2 separate regions of the Homo sapiens genome follow, and region 2 is linked to region 1. The links are chromatin loops, found by intact Hi-C in ENCODE. Cell type or tissue: endothelial cell of umbilical vein. All regions are shown on one strand.

Evidence for each region. A loop is a pair of places that touch in the nucleus more often than their neighbours do. Peaks named below come from ENCODE experiments on the same cell type or tissue, not always from the same donor. Only the 100,000 strongest peaks of a DNase experiment are listed, where the experiment ranks them.
Region 2: a loop joins it to region 1, with 2.5 times the contacts of the local background. A loop is called at or near these places in 1 of 110 quality-filtered maps.

Annotation. Positions count from the first base shown.
Region 1 is chr2:54,225,449-54,227,948 of GRCh38, reverse strand. All of the region lies in intron 3 of ACYP2 (acylphosphatase 2), which reads right to left. Among named protein-coding and RNA genes, the nearest start is that of TSPYL6, 30 kb to the left of the region's middle. In endothelial cell of umbilical vein, no CTCF peak of the experiment used is centred here; a DNase peak (open chromatin) is centred at 1,518; H3K27ac peaks cover 461 bases.
Region 2 is chr2:54,151,539-54,154,038 of GRCh38, reverse strand. The region is part of intron 3 of ACYP2 (acylphosphatase 2); the gene reads right to left. Among named protein-coding and RNA genes, the nearest start is that of ACYP2, 37 kb to the right of the region's middle. In endothelial cell of umbilical vein, no CTCF peak of the experiment used is centred here; no DNase peak of the experiment used is centred here.

The sequences.
Region 1 (2,500 bases):
AAGATGATTTGAAAGTTATGTAAAATCAGGCCAAAATATTGTTAGCTTTGAGTACTGGTCTTGTCCATTCCTGCAAGACTTCAAATGATGTAGCATTGATTTACATGATTCAGTTCCTATTCTATGCAATGTAGGTACCACTATTCATATCTGTAACAATACTTTGGATTGATAAAGCCTTAAAATATCACAACTTACTTTGGATTAATAAAGCCTTAAAGTATTACCACTCTGATAATTTAAGGCTTTATCACAAAGAGTATTATATGTGTGATACCTTCAAAAGCAGGAGAGCCAGAATTAGTGTGCATATTTTTTTTTTTTTTGAAATGGAGTCTTGCTCTGTTGCCAGGGTGGAGTGCAGTGGCGCAGTCTCGGCCTTCCAGGTTCAAGCGATTCCTCTGCCTCAGCCTCCCAAGTAGCTGGGACTACAGGCACGCGCCACCATGAACCGGATAATTTTTTGTATTTTAGTAGAGACGGGCTTTCACCATGTTGGTCAGGATGGTCTCGATCTCCTGACCTCGTGATCTGCCCACATTGACCTCCCAAAGTGCTGGGATACAGGCGAGAGCCACTTTGTTCAGCCCAGTGTGCATACTTTATAAGTGGAATAAAAGAGATGAGGGACAAAGAAAATAAGTTATTGACTTCAAACTCTTAAAAATAAGACTCGAATAAGAATCTGGTCCCTGAACACCTAATACTTAGTTAAACTGCTTTTGGAAAAATAGAAACTTATTACTCACTCTTTGACAAAAGATTTTCTGAACATACACAGGTTTAAGACTGGATTTAAAATTATATATATCCTAATATTGATGGCCCAATTTGGAACCCTGAAGCAGTCAACTTCCAAATTTTACTCACATTCAGTATTTGTACCCAATGGCTTGCAGATACGTCTTCAGAATATATGCACCTTCACCAAAATAACAAGTTCTTACCCAATTCCATAGCCTCAGGCAGTTTTTCATCATATAAGCCAAATGTGTTGATTAAAATTTTAAATCTATTTAGGAAAAAATATATCACATTTCTTTAAGAATCAAAATGAGTGTGTTGCTATGAAGAGTTGGCCTGAGTACTAGGAATGCTATATAAATTTCAAAATCATTTCTCAAACTCTAATTTAGAAATAATTTTGATACTGTGCTTTCACAGTTACTGATAAATGTTGATTTGTTGTAAGGGAATGGTGGTGAGGACTTAAAGGAGGGAGGTAGCTGCTGCCAAATCTAAACCTGGGACAAGAACATCAAATTGGAAAAGACTACATGTTCCATTCCCAGGGCTGACCTCTGTCACATCTTCCAGTATTCTCTCTTTGCTTTCACTTAAGGATTGATTACTCAAATTCATCCTGTGACCCAAGCCTAAGAAATACCCTGCTGTTACTTTGCAGGAGTAGATCACAGAAAGTACATTTACAGCTGCTTAACATTAACACTTCTTTCTTATCAGAAATGGCTCAACTCTTTTCCTGACATCAACACATTATTGAAAGTTCTGTACTGTAAATTCTTTGTCTTTCCTGACTCTGCCCTTTCAGGACTGCCTACAGCCAGTAATAACAATGGATTGTCTGTCAGAGGAAACTGCAGCCTCGAAATGCACATAAAAATTCCAGACGCTCAATATCTTTGAAAGATGGTCCAGACTTATCCAGGAGAGTCCATTTTTACTCACTTGGGTATTTAAATATTTTTTTTGTTTTCAATTTTGAATATGGGATTGCCTCCACCTCTTAAGACATCCACTACATCATGTAAATTTATAGTAACACAGTGTGAACTTCGGCCACACTGGTGCCAGTCTGGGATTTCTGCAGTAAAGGTGAACAATTAGGACAAGGATGTTTATACAAGACTTCATTTTCTCACAAACTTTTCCATATTTTTCTCTAAATATTTAAGTTAAGGTAGACACCAAACCAGCAAATCTACTAGAGTAAAACATTAAATACCGTAGATAATTTAATTCAGTACCAGACTAGACCGTCATCTCCTGAATTTTCTGCAATGAGTTATTAATCCTAGGTTAGCAACTTATACTATTGGCATCTTCTGGAATGTCTCCCCTCACTCCATCCCTGTTGTTGTATATTCAGAAAGTAAAAGCTTATTTTATTATTTGTCTAAGAAACAAGTAAAAAAAAAATACTTAAGGTATTCCAGACCCCAAAATGATTACCATTAATTGGAAGTAATCCTTGTCAGTGGGTCCTCTCATTTAGTATGGATAATATATTATACACTTATTTCCTTTAAAAACTACCAAAATAAAGATCACTAGCAATTCAACTTTTGAATACAAAAGACGAAGTTAAAAATGACATCCAAAGAGTTAGTGTTGCACCACTAGAACACCAACAAGCAACAGAGTAGAACTTCATCGTGACAATAATGTCCCTGAAACTTAAAATGAGCATAGTAAAATCCTAAAACATGACAAAACTGTAAAGAAGATCATGCTGATGCTGTCACTCCCCATGTATTAA
Region 2 (2,500 bases), 74 kb after region 1:
GTTTAACCAATGAGATGAAAGCTCTGTACACTGAAAAATATAACATTGATTAAAGAAATTGAAGAAGACATAAATAAATATAAGGATATTCCACGTTCATGGATTGGAAGAATTAATATTGTTAAAAAGTCCAACTACGGGCCAGGTGCGGTGGCTCATGCCTATAATCCCAGCACTTTGGGAGGCCGAGGCAGGCAGATCACGAGGTCAGGAGATTGAGACCATTCTGGCTAACTCAGTGAAACCTCATCTCTACTAAAAAATGCAAAAAATTAGCCGGGTGTGGTGGCAGGCACCTGTAGTCCCAGGCACTCGAGAGGCTGAGGCAGGAGAATGGTGTGAACCCAGGAGGCAGAGCTTGCAGTGAGCCGAGATCACGCCACTGCACTCCAGCCTGGGTGACAGAGCGAGACTCTGTCTCAAAAAAAAAAAGAAAAAAAAAAAAGTCCACACTACCCAAAATGACCTTCAGCTTCAATGCAATCCCTATTAACATTTCAATGACATTTTTCACAGAAATAGAAAAAGTTATTTTGAAATTTATATAGAACCACACACACATGAAAAAAAAAAAAAAACCCTAAGTAGCCCAGGCAATTTGAGCAAAAAGAACAAAGCTGGAGGCAACATTCTACCTGACTTCAAACTATATTACAAAGCTGTAGTAATTAAAACAGCATGGTACTGACATAAAAATAGAAACATCATCCAATGGAACAGGATAGAGAGCCCAGAAATAAACCCACATATTTACAGTCAACTGATTTTTTTTTTTCCAAAGGTTCCAAGAACACACGATGGGGCAAAGACAGTCTCTTCAATAAAGAATAATGGGAAAACTGGACATCCACATGCAGAAGAGTGAGATTTGACCCTTATGTCACACCATATACAAAACACAACTCGAAATGGATTAAAGACTTAAACACAAGACCTGAAACTGATTTTAAAAACATACTATAAGAAAACATAGGGGGAAAACTGTGTACCCTATAATTATATATGATTATAATTTTGAAAAAATACATTTTTAAAAAAGTAATCAGTCTCATAATTGACAAAACTTGGAAGAAACCAGCTGAGCATGGTGGCTTGAGCCTGTAATACCAGCTACTTGAAAGGCTGAGGTGGGAGGCTCACTTAAGGCCAGGTTTTGAGACCAGCCTGGGCAACACAGAAAGACCCTATCTCTAAAAAAATTAATAAAATAACAAATTTGGAAGCAACCAAGGTGTCTCTCAATAAGTGAATATATAAACAACTTGTGGCACACCCAAACAATAAAATAGTATTCAGCAATAAGAAGAAATGAAATGTCAAGCCATAAAAATACATGAAGGAACCTTAAAGACATGTATCTAAGTGAATGAAGCCAATGTGAAAATATATACTATATTATTCCATCTATATAACATTCTGGGCAAAGCAAAACTAGGGAGACAGTAAAGACATCAGTGGTTGTCAGGGGCTAGAGGGAGAGAAGGAGGGATGAATAAGCAGAGCACATGGGATTTTTAGTGTAGTGGAACAATTCTCTGTGATACTATAATGGTAGACACATGCCATCATACATTTATCAAAACCAGTAGAATGTACAACATCACAAGTGAACTCTGGACAGGCACAGTGGCTCATGCCAGTAATCCCAGCACTTTGGGAAGCTGAGGTGAGAAGACTGCTTGAGCCCAGGACTTTGAGACCAGCCCGGGAAACATAGCGAGATCCCATCTCTACAAAAAATAAAGAATAAAAAAATTAGCTGAGCATCATGTACGTGTTTTTAGTCCCAGCTACTCAGGAGGCTGAGGCAGGAGTATCACTTGAGCCCAGGAGTCCAAGGTTATAGTGAGCTATGACCATGCCATTACACAGCAGCCTGGGAACAGAGCAAAACTCTGCCTCAAAAAAAAAAAAAAAAAAAAAGAGTCAACCCTAATGTAACCTATCAGCTTAGTTATTAATAATATATCAATATTGGCTCATCAATTGTAACAAATATACTACATAATGCAAGATGTTAATAATGGGGGAAACTGAGGGACCTAGGGAATTGGGTGTGAGGAAATATATGGAAACTCTCTGTAGTTTCCACTCAATTTTTCTGCAAACCTAAAGCTGCTCTAAAAAAGAAAGTCTATTAATTTTTTTAAGTAATTAGTTGCTACCTGAGAAAGCTGATTAAAGAAAAAAAGATAAAAAGTAATTAGTACTGCATTATGCATTTCTTTTATTAAATATGATTACCTTACTAAATGCACATATATAAAATATGAACTTTAAAGTAAAAACTATACCCTTAAGTCATTTTAATATAGATCGGTTATGTTCTAAAGGAAAATAAATGATTTAGTATTTGAGGTCTAAAGCCTGGTGTTAGAATTCCAACTCTACTGTAGATATTTTTCATGTTCCTAGTTTTCCATTAGAGTAATTTATATCAATTAGACTAAACTATTCTTTTTCCAAAATTACAGCTCCTCAGTGAATTTTGTTCCCCTAA